5 separate regions of the Homo sapiens genome follow, and regions 1, 2, 3 and 4 are each linked to region 5. The links are chromatin contacts, found by Hi-C or POLR2A ChIA-PET in ENCODE. All regions are on one chromosome and are shown on one strand. Each heading gives the region's core, a stretch centred on a gene start or an enhancer-like site at or near the end of the contact. The rest is flanking DNA. Distances are from core to core; before and after follow the strand shown. Region 1 holds the start of NEDD4 (NEDD4 E3 ubiquitin protein ligase). Region 2 has its middle 50 kb from the start of NEDD4. Region 3 overlaps RFX7 (regulatory factor X7). Region 4 holds the start of TEX9 (testis expressed 9). Region 5 holds the start of PIERCE2 (piercer of microtubule wall 2).

What was found. Hi-C counts contacts between places; a loop is a spot of excess contacts on that map. ChIA-PET counts read pairs that join two places held with the same protein, here RNA polymerase II (POLR2A). Pooled maps may share reads with other maps.
Region 1: a loop to region 5 is called in a map of dorsolateral prefrontal cortex, with 5 times the contacts of the local background. The contact joins the promoter of NEDD4 here to the promoter of PIERCE2 in region 5. A Hi-C loop is called at or near these places in 1 of 168 maps with a recorded cell type or tissue (dorsolateral prefrontal cortex) and 14 of 50 pooled maps. POLR2A ChIA-PET finds 5 or more read pairs at or near these places in 1 of 52 experiments (activated CD4-positive, alpha-beta T cell).
Region 2: a loop to region 5 is called in a map of naive thymus-derived CD4-positive, alpha-beta T cell, with 20 times the contacts of the local background. The contact joins the enhancer-like site here to the promoter of PIERCE2 in region 5. A Hi-C loop is called at or near these places in 1 of 168 maps with a recorded cell type or tissue (naive thymus-derived CD4-positive, alpha-beta T cell) and 7 of 50 pooled maps. POLR2A ChIA-PET finds 5 or more read pairs at or near these places in 1 of 52 experiments (T-cell).
Region 3: a map with no recorded cell type shows a loop between it and region 5 (3-fold over the local background). The contact joins the enhancer-like site here to the promoter of PIERCE2 in region 5. A Hi-C loop is called at or near these places in 2 of 37 single-sample maps with no recorded cell type and 3 of 50 pooled maps. POLR2A ChIA-PET finds 5 or more read pairs at or near these places in 2 of 52 experiments (PC-9 and activated CD4-positive, alpha-beta T cell).
Region 4: a map with no recorded cell type shows a loop between it and region 5 (11-fold over the local background). The contact joins the promoter of TEX9 here to the promoter of PIERCE2 in region 5. A Hi-C loop is called at or near these places in 5 of 37 single-sample maps with no recorded cell type and 7 of 50 pooled maps. POLR2A ChIA-PET finds 5 or more read pairs at or near these places in 2 of 52 experiments (A549 and OCI-LY7).

The regions. Positions count from the first base shown.
Region 1 is chr15:55,992,276-55,994,975 of GRCh38, forward strand. It overlaps NEDD4 (NEDD4 E3 ubiquitin protein ligase), which reads right to left and starts at 1,337. Exons shown (of 29, transcript NM_006154.4): 1 at 1,236-1,337. The coding sequence starts at 1,280. RefSeq lists an enhancer at 585-1,367 and silencers at 870-1,219, 1,460-1,559, 2,346-2,543.
Region 2 is chr15:56,042,049-56,044,748 of GRCh38, forward strand. No RefSeq gene overlaps it. Among named protein-coding and RNA genes, the nearest start is that of NEDD4, 50 kb to the left of the region's middle. Within about 2 kb of position 1,388, at least 5 of the 41 ENCODE cell types and tissues checked have a DNase peak (open chromatin) inside an H3K27ac peak, as active enhancers do.
Region 3 is chr15:56,206,376-56,209,075 of GRCh38, forward strand. All of the region lies in intron 2 of RFX7 (regulatory factor X7), which reads right to left. Among named protein-coding and RNA genes, the nearest start is that of RFX7, 36 kb to the right of the region's middle. Within about 2 kb of position 1,381, at least 3 of the 41 ENCODE cell types and tissues checked have a DNase peak (open chromatin) inside an H3K27ac peak, as active enhancers do.
Region 4 is chr15:56,364,031-56,366,735 of GRCh38, forward strand. It overlaps TEX9 (testis expressed 9), which reads left to right and starts at 1,396. Exons shown (of 12, transcript NM_001395496.1): 1 at 1,396-1,447; 2 at 1,549-1,640. The coding sequence starts at 1,421. RefSeq lists enhancers at 860-1,039, 1,050-1,099, 1,640-1,689.
Region 5 is chr15:55,407,245-55,409,944 of GRCh38, forward strand. PIERCE2 (piercer of microtubule wall 2) reads left to right here and starts at 1,251. Exons shown (of 2, transcript NM_001198784.2): 1 at 1,251-1,542. The coding sequence starts at 1,525. CCPG1 (cell cycle progression 1) reads right to left here and starts at 1,115. Exons shown (of 9, transcript NM_001204450.2): 1 at 977-1,115. The region is part of intron 8 of DNAAF4-CCPG1 (DNAAF4-CCPG1 readthrough (NMD candidate)); the gene reads right to left. RefSeq lists enhancers at 335-614, 975-1,244, 1,295-1,494.

The DNA.
Region 1 (2,700 bases), core at 87-2,586, 590 kb after region 5:
CTTCTGGCAGCAATAGCTAGGAAATTAAATTCTAATCGCATCACGTAAGCATTCTCAAAATATCCTGAAATAACTGCATTAACAAATTGCCCACCCTTTATAAACAAAGAACTCTCAAGAGAAGTGTAAAATGTTTGACGACACCAAGGTACTAAGAGAAGGAACTATACAACTTAAATATTACAATACTTAAGCAAGCAGTATAAATTAGGTTGATGGATTTTCAGTTAACTGGGTCTCATCTTGATAAAAGGTACATGTGGCAGCTTAGTCAGCCAACAAGAAAGCAAAAAACTTGATTTTTTTCACTCGGAACCAGTCACTGTTAGACTACATGCAGCCTTTTCATCTCCCACCCATTTGCATTTTTGAGACAATCTCCAAGAACACACAGAAGCCACATATCATTTACGACGGAACAACCTTTCCAAATGGTCGTACAATATTTTTAATAAGCATAGGCATAATCAGCATTAGTTATTTAGCTGAAAAGAAACAGCTTTGCCTTCTTCAAATCCCAGAGCTTAATCTAGTTTTCAAAGGGAACAGATGTGGTAACTTCTTTATAAAGTATTTATACTTTTTTGGCTTCACTTTTTAACATCAACGACGACCGGTGAAATAAAGCATGAACTTCTCACACTAGACACTTGTTGCTAAAGAGGAGGAGGAAAATTTATGTTCCTGCTCTCCCATCCCTGTCTCTAGTTAGGGGATTAAAAAGGATTTCAGATAAAGAAGAAAAAAACAAACCAGCGAATGACAATTCACTTGGAACTCTCCAGACCGAAGTCCGTAAAGTTAAGTCGGCCCGGCCTCCGCCAGAGCAAGCAAATCAACAGCGGGGATGCTGCGACCGTCTCCCAACGCCTGGGAGCTCCGCACACCCGGCGGGGGTGGCAGGAAGGGGCTGGCGCGGTGATGTGGGTCCCCCGCCGACCGCCTAGCCCCCTCCTCAACACTTCCTGAAGGAAACTGACAAGTAAGGCGGCGGCCGCTCCGGGAAGGGGCGGGTGTGGACCCGACAAGCTTGCTCCCTCCAGCGAGCCCCCAGCGCCCGCGCGCCGAGCCGCCCCCACAGTCCCCGCGGCGCCTCGCGCGCTCCCCAGGCTCGCGCCGAGGGAGGAGGGGCTGACAGCAGAGCCTCCGGTCGTGGCCGCCGCCGCTACCTCCCCGGGTCCGGCTGCTGAATAACCCGAAGGGAAGCCCGCCCCGCAGCCCCGCGGTCCCCGCACCTCGTCCTCCAGGAGCCCGAACACCTCCACCGCGCAAGTTGCCATTTCCGAACGCTTCCAGCAAACCGGACGCGCTCGCCCCCGCCCAGGGCAGGCAACTGTGGAGGAGGAGGAGGAGAAGCGGGAGGAGGCGGGGAAGAGTTGGAGGAAGAGGAGGAGGCGCTCCCTCAGCGACAGCAGCGCCTCCCGCGGCGAGCGGGCACTAGCGGCACCCGGCAGCGCGGCGGGAAAAGGCCGGCGGCGCGCGCTCCTGGGGCTGGGCGGGGGCGCGCGTGGCGGGGCTCGGGGAGTGGGGAGGGCGTGCGGCGGGGCTCGGGTGGGATGAGCGCGCGCGGCGGGGACCATGGCGTGGGGAGCGCGCGTGGCGGGGCGCGCCCTCGGTCCCTTCCCGGGAGGTGGGTGGTTGACGGGCCCGCCGGGGAGCCAGGGAGCGCCGGGAAGCGCCGGGAAGCCAAGCTGCAGTGTTCCTCAGCAACAAGTCTCGCTGAGATCCGACCCAGAGTTCGGCCTCTGACTAGACGCCTGGGAATCCGTGAGCTTAATCCCCGCTTAAATCCCAAACGGAAAATCATAGCGCTTTCTTGTCGGTTAAGGGTGTCATTCCCATAAGAAGCTGGACCTGGGGACCGCCAGGGAAAGCCTGAGCGTGGCAGCAAATGGGGAGGCCTGGAGGGATCGCAGCAGTCTTGGACTCGGGATCTGAAATTCTCTCCCTAGGATTTGTAAACAGTGCCAGTTCCTAAGCTATTTGTTGTCCTATGGTCTGTCCATCTTTAAATCCCACCAGTAACAATCCAATCTCCAGGCTGACCCTCTAAACCTGCTTTAGCTGGGCGTTGATCCGCAGCACCACCAGAAGGCAGTGACGAAGAGGGAAAAATAAAGTGAACTAGGACCTCCTGTAGAATAACTCCTCCTGTGGAATAACTCCTCCTGTGGAATAAGGTTATGGAATAATCATGCTTTTTAATATTCCTGTCTGATGGGCTTTATAATTCCATAATTACAGGAAGACCTCCACCAAATAAGGCATCCATAAAAGAGTCTGGGGAGAATTATGAACACCCAGGCCACAATTTATATCATGTTGTTTTTATACATTTGCAGAAATTTGCAGAATTCTGCAATCTCAAAATCTAATTTTTATTTTCCTCAATGATTTCAGAATAACTCTGATTTATTTTTAACAGTTTAAGATGCTACGTGGGAACAAGGCTATAGCCCATATTACTGGTTTGTTACGTAAGATTTTTCTCGTACTTGGCCGGGCGCGGTGGCTCACGCCTGTAATCCCAGCACTTTGGGAAACCTAAGGCGGTGAATCACCTTAGGTCAGGAGTTCGAGCCCAACCTGGCCAACATAGTAAAACCCTGTCTCTACTAAAAACACAAAAATTAGCTGGGCGTGGTGGCGGGCGCCTGGAGTCCCAGCTGCTTGGGTGGCTGAGGCAAGGGAATCGCTTGA
Region 2 (2,700 bases), core at 138-2,637, 630 kb after region 5:
ATGAAATGTGAGACCTTTTGTTACTTTTGAGACACAGAGTTCAACTCTTGCTCTCACATGTTCCTGCAATTGTAGAATATTTTAAAGATTAAAGTCATGGTTCTTTAACATCACCTGTAGTTCAGGGGCCCAGACCTGTCCTGTTAAATCCCCTGACACAAGGCAAGTGCTGCTTCAAGATTCCTTTCTTATCTGTCAAGGTAAACAAAACAAAACAAAACCAGACTTGTCACGCCAAGCTCATGGAGGATAGACAGAACTCTATAGACAAATTAAAAGTCTATTTATAATCACAGATATGCAATGAACCCAACACAATTGATGCTTTATTGCTTATTTGAAGATAAATTCCTATTTCTCCCACCTCTCCCTCTACCCAGTACATTTTAAATGTAATCAGTAGACTTAACAATTTAAGAGTACCCATAAATGAGGATACTAATAGGAATTAGCTGATTCGTCCCACAGAATCCTGAAAATGCTCATGAATTGGAAGTGCCAAGTATCTCAGAAGGTAGGGTTGTGTGTGTCAATGTGTGTGTGTGTGTGTGTGTCTCTGTGTTTGTGTGTATGTGTGTTAAATGCACCTGATAGCAATAATTTACGCATACCCTGAGAATGACCCTGTATAGCAGGTGCACCTGAATGCGGTTCAGAGTTCCAAGCTAAGGAATGTGGGAGAGGACAACGCAGAGATTCATTCCTTATCTATAAGGAACATCTAGGCCCCATCCTGTCCTGTGGAATGTGAGCTGTACAGAGGATTGAGGCCATTTGTTTTGGTTTAAATGCAAGTTTCCAGGTGGAGCTTATTAGGAGGCAGGGGCTAAGTGAAAATGCTGTAAAACCTGCATGCTTTTTGCAAGTGGTTGTGATTCTTCTGCTCAGCCTACTGCCCCTGGGTCGTGGGGTTCTCCTGTTCCGCCCACCACCACTGGGCTCTCCCCTGTGTTTAGCCCCCAGTACAACCCCATGTCTTGTTTGCTGGCTCTGGGTCTCTTCTTTGGCCTCTTGAACCTGGTGTCATCCCCATTGGAGTCTATAAAGGTTTGGTGCCACAGTGTGTAAAAAGCAAAGTCGAGGGACTGTTTGAAAGCCTGTATAAGCAACAGTTAGATTCCCAGGTTACTATCCACACTGTAAGGAGTCAGGTCCTACGTCTTCCCAGTACTAGTAGTGGAGGAGATACTTTGAAACTGAACTAGGAATAGAGAAGAGTGAAGATGAGATGACCCATTTGAAACAGAGTCAGTGATCTGCATTTGAAATTGTAAAGCCTTTTTCAAGTTCCCCTACTGAATTTCAGAATAACAATAACCAATCATACAACCACAAGCAGGATGTGGGGAGATGAACCACCTCAGAAAAAATACAGCGTCTCTCTAGAGACATTTGACGCAAGAAAATAGGGTCTGGAGGTAGGGAACCTAAGGCCAATTCCCACTGACTTCCTAGAACTGTATCAAAAGGAAAACCCCGACTTTCCACATCTAAGTAACAAAGAGACCACAGGCTACTCCCTTTGCAAACCACCCCCTCTTTCCTGCATGGCAGATGGAAAATTTAAAATACTTCTGATTGGTTGCTTTCCACAATCAGACTGATTGGTAGCCAAGTCTTCATTTGCATAGAAGTATAACTTTGTAACTTCACTTTAGCCTGTGATTGGTTGTTTTCCACAACCAATCAGATGTTTGCATAGAGTGTAACCGTTTAACTTCACTTCAGCCTTTGATTGATTGCTTTCTGCAACCAATCAGACTGATGTGGGCCACTACTTCATTTGCATGAGGTATACACCAAGTGGCCAATGGAAAACCTCTAGTGAATATTTAAACCCAGAAAATTATGTAACTAGGCTCTTCAGCTCCTGTGCTTGGGACGCTCCATCTCTGTGGAGTGTACTTTCGTTTTCAGTAAATCTCTGGTTTTGCTGCTTCATTCTTTTCTTGCTTTGTTTGTGCATTGTGTCCAATTCTTTGTGGAAGATGCCAAGAACCTGGACACCCTCGACCAGTAACGCATTGACCTTTGGGGCTACATGAAGAAAAAGCCAGCTGGCCACCTGATTTCCCTGGAGTGTACTATTCATTCACACTTCTTGATTTAGATGTAAATATATATACAGTCATAGCAATGAAAAACACTGAAAATGAATTTACCAAAATTTATGAAAAAACTGCATTGGAAGGATGGATTGGGGAAGCTAAGGGAGTGTAACTCCTCCTCTACCATGATAATAGATAACTTGGATAATTTCTAAAATTGGTGAATAAATAGCAAAGTTGCATATTTAGAAATATGAGGGTAAATGCTAGAACATGACAAAATTGAAAATAGTTACCTCTAAGGAGCAGAACAAGAAGATGAAGAAAGCAGAGGAATACTGTGTTTTATTACATACTTTTGATGGTTATATGAGTTTTTAAAACATTATGGACGAGTTATTACTTTGAAAGTGACGTGATAGTAGTACGTTAGATTATTGACTTTTCAATTAATACTTTAGAGGTTGCATACTTTAAACATGTCATAAATAACTCTGTTCCCTTCCAAAAGGAACCATATTGTTTTCTTTCAGGATGCTTCCTGAAAGTTAACTCTTTCAGGGAAAACAGAGATTTCCAGGGAGGAAATTCCAGGAAGACATTAGAACCCCAGAAGGGAAGTGGGAAGGCTGTCTTTCTGTAGACGCATCAC
Region 3 (2,700 bases), core at 131-2,630, 800 kb after region 5:
AGAGAAACCACATACACTGTTAGGGGGACACAGTGGCTGGTGCACAATCATGATGGAGAATAGTTTGGAGGCTCCTCAAAAAACTAAAAATAGAGATTCCATATTATCCAGCAATCCCACTGCTAGCTATATAGCCCAAAGAAAGGAATCAGTATGTCAAAGAGATATCTGCACTCCCATGTTTACTGCAGCACTATTAACAATGGTCAAGATATGGAATCAACCTAAGTGTCCATCAACAGATGAATGGATAATGTGGTACATATACACAATGGAGTATTATTCAGCCATAAAAAAGAACAACATCCTGTCATTGCAGTAATATAGATGGAACTAGAGGTCATTATTTTAAGTGAAATAAGCCATGTACAGAAAAAAAAAACAGTACATGTTCTCACTTACTTGTGGAAGGTAAAAATTAAAACAACTGAATTCATGGGGAGAAAGTGAGAGAGAGAGAAGAAGGATGGCTACCAGAGGCTTGAAGGTTGGGGTTGGGGGTGGGGTGTGGGGAAGTGGGGATGGTTAATAGTTACAAAAAAAAAATAGAATAAGACCTAGCATTTGCTAGCACAACAGGGTGATTACAGTAAAAAATAACTGAACATTTAAAAATCACTAAAGTATGACTGGGCTGTATGTAACACAAAGGATAAATGCATGAGATGATGGATACCCCATTTACTCTGATGTGATTATTACACTTTGCATTCCTGTATCAAAATATCTCATGTTACCCATAAATACATACATGTACTATTAAAATAACTATGTCAAATTAAAAATTAAAAAAGACCCCAAACTAGACAAACACTGTAAGATTTCACTTTCATGAGGTACCTAGAGTAGTGAAATTCTGAGATAGAAAGTAGAACTGTGGGTATCAGAGACTAGAAGGAGGAGGAAATGGGGGGGTATTGTTTAATGGGTACAGAGTTTCAATTCTGCAAGATGAAAAGAGTTCTGTGGATGGCTAGTGTTGATGGCTACAATCAATGTGACTGTACTTAATGCTACTGAACTGTTCTCTTAAAAATGACTAAAGTGGTAAATTTTATCTTAGTTGCATTTTACTATAATTAAAACAAATTTTTAAAAAATTAACATCAAGCTAAGCCTCATACCTTACAGAAAAATTAACTCAAAATGGATCACAGACTTAAATGTAAAACATAGAAATACAAAACATTTGAGAAAAAAAGCAATAAACTCTTTCAGATCTAGGGCAAAGCAAAGTTCTTAGACTTGGCACCAAACATATTATCCATAGAAAGAAAAACTGATAAATTGGACTTGTGCTCTACAAAAGACTGTTAAGCAGATTAATTTTTTAAAAAGAGCTAGGACTTCTGGTTTCTGGTCCAGCATGTAAGAAGCTGTAAGTCAACACTAAGCCCTACAAGATAAAAAGCCGAAAAAAACTGAAAAATCAACAACTCTTCTTAGGATTTGTCAGAGTGGTAAGATCAGGGGTCAAATCACAAACCCCCCAAATGGGAAAGACCAATAGGAAAATGCAGAGAATTGTAGCTTGCTGGAGCAGAAACCCACAAGCCACAAACCTGCATGAGAATCTGTACCAAAGGAGGTAAACAAACTATAACTGATGAATTACAAGAGGCTCAGAATGAACAAGTCTGAGATAAACTCCAGGGAAATCCAGTAATCAAGCATCTCCACACTTTTACCTCCAAGAGCTTGACCAGGTTTTCCCAGTGAATATTTAAGAAAAACCTCCTCTGAATATTGGAGATAACTTTCATGCCTTAGACAAGGGAAGGAGAAAAGGAATCATTGTGAAATATGCCAAAGCATTCTGTTCCTAATAACGCTACCCTCAGGAGAAATTAAATCAACCAGAGCCTATCCTGCTGGAGCTTCATCAGAGCATAACTGACCTGGGCAAAAGGCAAAACCCAACTCCAGACCAGTCTAGCCATCCTGTTCCAAGTAAGGGGGCACTGGAGAGACTGAGAAGCACTTGTGAAGTTTACAGGGCAGAGGTACAGGCTTTCCAAAAGACTGAGACCTCAAGATAACATTATAGAATGCTCCCCCACATACCTTACTACCACATTACTAAAGGCCTATTTACAGCAGATCCTTTTATTCAGTAACTCGCACCTGGTTATTAAGAAAAAGTTATAAGGCAGTAAAAGGCAAAATCCAGTTTCAAGAGCACAGCAAACAGCAAAAACATAGTCCAATGTGGCAGGGATGTTGCAATTATCAGACCAGGAATTTAAAATGATTATGATTAAGATGCTAAGGGTTCTAATGGATAAAGTACACAGACTGCAAGAACAGATGGGCAATATAAATAAATAGAAATTATAAGAACTAAAAAGAAATGTCAAGAGATTAGAAACACTACCAGAAATGTTTGATGGACTTAATGGTAGGCTGGACACAGCTGAGGTTAGAATCTCAGCTTGAGGTTTAACTTGGTAGAAACCACCAAATTTGAAAAGCAAGGAGAAAAAAGACTGAAAAAACAAAAGAAAACAAAACCCAGAACAGAGTATCCAAGAACTGTGGGATAACTACAAAGGGTGTAACATATGTGTAATGGAAATTCCAGAAGGATAGGAAAAAGAGTAATACATGAAATTTCTGAAACAATAATGACAAAAGAATTTCCCCAAACTAATGTCAGACACCAAACCACAGATCTAGGAAGCTCAGAGAACGTCAACCAAC
Region 4 (2,705 bases), core at 146-2,645, 960 kb after region 5:
TCAGATATATAATTTGCAAGAATTTCCCCTCTTCCTGTGGTCTTGTTACTTTATTTATGGTATCTTTTGAAACTAAAGGTTTTTAGTTTTGATAATGTCTAGTTTATCTATTTTTTTTTCCTTTTTTTTGTTTTTTTCTTGAGATGGAATTTCGCTCTTGTTGACCAGGTTGGAGCGCAATGGTGCAATCTCAGCTCACCGCAACCTCTGCCTCCCAGGTTCAAGCGATTCTCCTGCTTCAGCCTCCCCAGTAGCTGGGATTACAGGCATGAGCCACCACACCCGGCTAATTTTTTTTTTTTAGGAGTGGCGGGGTTTCTCCATATTGGTCAGGCTGGTCTTGAACTCCCAACCTCAGGTGATCCACCCGCCTTGGCCTCCCAAAGTGCTTGGATTACAGGCATGAGCCTCTGTGCCCAGCCTCTTTTTTCTTTTCTTTTTTTTTTTTTTTGCTACTGCTTTTGGTGTCATATCTAAGAATCCATCAAGGATTCTCAGAATTGTAATTCAAGGTCATAAAGATTTACACCAACAGTTTCTTTGAAGAGCTTTAGAGTTTTAGCTCCTAAGTTTAGGTCTTTGATACATTTTAATTTTTGTATATGGTGTGAAGTTAAGGGTCTAATTGCATTTGGATATCCAGTTGTCTCCCCATCTGTTGAAGACAATTATTTTCCCATTGAATGGTCTTGCACCCTTTCTAAAGATCAGATGACCATACATCATATCACGGTTTATTTTTGGATGTCAATTTTATTCCAAAACAATTGAAATTGTTAACCGCTTACGTGTTTCAGGCATGATCCTAAGCACGAATTCATTTGCTTCTCATAATAACTGTGAAGTGGGCACTATTCTCACTTCCATTTGACAAATGAAGTGGCCGATATACAGAGTGATTTGCCCAAGGCCATATAACTGGTAAGTGGCAGTGCCAGGATAATAATTTAGGTTGACTAACTTGAGAGCCTGAGTCTTAGCCATGCATGCTGTAAACAAAAATTAGAAATCAAAACTTCTGAATTCCACTGAAGAGCTCACTTTAAGCAAACGGGGTGAAGGTCGGATTAGCCACTAACGGTTTGAAAAGCACAACAGGGAGGGATTGCCTCACCAGCTTGCTTTCTATAGAGTAGCGGCAAAGGACCTGCCTGTTTTGGCTGAAACTCTTTCAACCCCCACAAGTTGAGAATTTGCACTAACTAAGTCGAATTTGCAGTTAGGAAGCCTTCCTGGGTTCCTGGGACAGCGCCGAGTGCTGCGAGCAAAGGCCGAGCCCGCTGCCAGAGGCTCGCGCCGCTCGCAGCACAGAACCTGAGAGTGGGAAGGCGTAGGCGCCCGGGCGGGAGGCAACCGGGATGTGGAAACTCTCGCGGGAAGATGCGTCGTTGCCTCGGTAACCGCGTCGCAGTCGCCGAAGATGGCGGGGCGAAGTCTGTGTCTCACGGTCAGTTCAACTCCAGGCTCCTGGGGAGCGTCTGGGTTCCGGCGACTAGGACGCCTAACTTCCTTTAACTTCGGGTCTGAAAGTCTGTGGCTCTTTTACAGAGAAGCAGCGTTCCAGGGACTCCGTTCCCGCCACCCGTTCAGCAACCCTCTACACCTGGACCCGACCTCCTCGCCTTGGAGGAAGAATATAAGTAAGAAATTCGGCGGTTGAACTTTTCCTTCTTTCTTTCATCTGAATGAGGCTGCTTACAAGTACTTTTTTCTGGAGACTGGCTGGATCTTCGGGACCACTCACTCTGCAGCATTCCCTTCTCGTCATCTCGTTCACCTGCCGTTTATCCTTTCTTTGTCTTTGATCTGAGTAGTTCGCCTGCGTATTAGAAGATATTTGAAGTGGGCGAAAATTTAGCCCAAGTAAGCATGTTGTTTAATTTAAAACGTAGCCCAAGTAAACAGCAAGATACTGTTGGAAGTTATTTGGGTAGCAGGAATTGCCACGAATAGTTAGTTCACTTGATAGTTTAGGTTATTTCGCTTAATATCAAGTTCATAGAGTTTACCTTGTGTAAATTTCCTTTAGGTTGGTTTCTAAATTGAAAGGATGCTTCCCACTGCAATCAGAATTACCATTCTCGTTCAAATATTCCTTTTCTTATCTGTTCTCAGTGTAATTACAACTATCCTGACAACGGTGCTTTCATTCTTGGCCCATTCTACTCCTCATCCCCAAGTTTTCACACAGCAGCCAGTGTAATCTTTTAATTTGATCTACCATGCCTTTGCTTAAAATTCTACAGTAGTTTCCTGTTGCATTTCAAAAGCTCTGATCGATGTGGCTCCTCCTGCCTCCTCTATTTGATCTTATTCCCTCTTCCCCTTTTCCCCCTAAAACTCTCCAGCTTCACTGGCCTTTTAGTTCCAAAAACTCTTCCAGGTTTTCTTTCTATCTCAGGAAAGAGACAGTCACACACGCCTTCAACCTGTAATGTGAGTGGCCTTCCTTGACCATGCTAAGTAGGCTCCCTTGTTGGTCTTTTTCATTGTCTCAGTGATTTTTCTTTCTAATTAGCATAATTTGTTACAATAAATTCATTTGTGAATTTCCTTTTTGTCTGTCTCCACTGGACTGTAAGTTCCAAGGGCAGAGGCGATGTCTGTTTTATTTGCCATCATACATACCCTTATAAAAAAGTGCCTTTTAACAACTCCCTTCCGTTTTAATATAAAATAACTAGATTAAAATTTGGAAATAGTTG
Region 5 (2,700 bases), core at 1-2,500:
TGAATTAAAATAATACCCTCACCATCTCCATCTTCTGCTATATGACCTGAACTCAGAAAATAAAAGTAAACCATTCACACTGGATGTGTGTGATAAATATCCCCTGAGACGTGTGGGACCCAATATGATTCTAATCTTAAAAGATACGATGCAGTAATAGCGATATTTCAAGCACTATCCTGTAGATTGGAGGAGACAAATCTAAAATTCATAGTACTATATAGTTAGCTATTCTAACTACAAGAATGCCCAACTGTGTTTTTCAATAAAAGTAGAGCAGAACAGTGCAAACTTCACCACTCAATAAAATACCTTACTTGGCGCTCCCAATAGTGCTAAACATAAACAACGCGTACAAGGCACTGCATGGGACAGCTGCTAATGAGGACAAATCGATTAGGGAGACCAAAGCTAAAGGAGGCCACTGGAACTGGAGAAGGATATGGAGAGGTATTTGATCATCATCAGGCTGGCGTGCTAGCGGAAGTCTCCGGGCATTATTTAATATTTAATCTTTCTATTCCTGACATCACGGGGGCTCAAATGTCATCAAAAGACAGGCTGGCATTAAACCCGGCAGGGTGACGCACATAACATCTTACCATATGGATTTTCATCAGTCCAGACCGACAAGCACCTCAAAGCCTGCCCAGTGAAGGAAGAAGGGTGGCCCAGGCCGTCAGCTCTCCCACCCTTGGCGCGCAGTTCGGTATAGCACTCGGGGTTTGGAGGCTGCAAGACCACCGGACCGGACGCCCCAGGGTCGGCTCGGGCCTCCGGAGCTGTGCACTCGCGCACGGCCCGAGGAGGTCGCCCGTGCGGCCGCTGACACCAGGCGTCAAGTCCCCGCCCGAGCAGCCCCAGCCTAGGAGGCGGACCCCGCCACTGCTCCTCTACTGAGCCGAGCGTGTCGGCCAGGGACTCAGACAGTCGGCACAAACCCCCTCCCGGGGTCTAAGCCCGCCTAGTACAGTACCTGAAGGGGCAGCGCCACCTCCGCCCGATTGTGCTGGCTGCCCCAGTGGCGGCGGTCACAGCTCGGGCGCCAATGACGCCTCTTATAAAAACAACCTGCTCGCAGGCGTCTGCAGCCGGCAGGCGGTGACCGGCTGGGCGCCGCAGTGCATGCCGTGACGCGTAGTCCCGCCTGCGCCTCCTGCCCGGCAGCGGTGAAGAGAAGAACTACCACTCCCGAAGTGGAGCGCAGGCCGCCGCCGGGCGGCTGCGGGAAGCTGGGCCAGGCGGCCGCAGATCCCCACAACATCCGGGAGCCGGCGACCACTTCCAGTTGCTATGGTTACGAGTTGCAACCTCCAGAAAGAATTCGTGGTTTCACCCGGGAAAACAGCTCCCCGGATTAAACGGATAGGTTTACACATACTGATCCACCCAGCTATTCATCTTCTGTTTGCTGCTTTAATTGGGTGCGGTTAAAAGGCCACGTCCCTAGGCGTTCACCGGCTTTCTTGCCATCTGCTGCATGAAAACTGACTTTGCCGAAAAAATTAACAAAGAAGAGCGAAAATGACAGACCGCAACCGGGTGAGTTTAGGCAGAGGGCTAGATGTTTGGGAATGTTGGTATTCGCTAGTATAATTTGAGGCACCACCTACTCCTACCACCCCCAACCCCACAACCCCGAAAAGCACTTTACAAGGCAACTACTGAGCTTTTACATTTACACTTGTAAATGCACGTTTCCTTAAGTCCGAATAGCCTCTGAAGGTGTAAAGACCATCGAGATTGTATGCATTCATACCCTACTGTTGCAAACTGTTCAGTGATGGTTTTGAACAAGAAAAACGTACTTTGTTAATTGTATACTTATTTAAATTGCACTGTGTCAAAGAAGGGAGTTGTTTTGAAAAAGGATTTGGTGGCCGGGCGCCGGGGCTCAACGCCTGTAATCCCAGCAATTTGGGAGGCCGAAGCGGGTGGATCACCTGAGGTCAGGAGTTCGAGACCAGCCTGACCTACATGGTGAAACTCCGTCTCTACTAAATACAAAAAATTAGCCAGGAGAGGTGGCGCGGGCCTGTAATCCCAGCTACTTGGGAGGCTGAGACAGCAGAATTGCTTGAACCTGGGAGGCAGAGGTTGCAGTGAGCCGAGATTGCGCCACTGAACTGCAGCCTGGGCAACAAGAGCAAAACTCCGTCTCAAAAAAAAAAAATCTTACATTTATATTCACTCTTTACAGAAGCAATAAAAAGTTTAGGTTTCATTCTCTGTCCCCTAATTGTGGTAAAAGTAAATAAATAAATGGAAAAATTAATAATAAACGTAAACATTAGCAAGGAAGACGGTGGACCTGAGCAGAGACAAAAGAGTGCCTCAAAATTAGACCTTTTTTATTTTTTATTTTTGCTTTTCTATTAACTATATTCAACATCAACAGTGACATCAAAAAATCTTAATTTTATAATTACAGCTTCTGCGATGGGCATTATTAATCAATGGCTTGTTTTCATTTATCTTTTTAAATGTATATGTATCTATACCAAAGGACTTCGAAAGGTCAAAGTGGTCTGGCTTTCTCTAACTGAAAATTAAATTACTAAGAAAGCTAATACCAGCTACTGGTAGATTTTTATACCTTTCAAGCCACTTTCACAGGCCAATTTTAAGATGTAATTTCTTCTGAAAAATCATTTACAATTTTAATTAACCTTTTTATCATTTAATAAAAGTTGATGACAT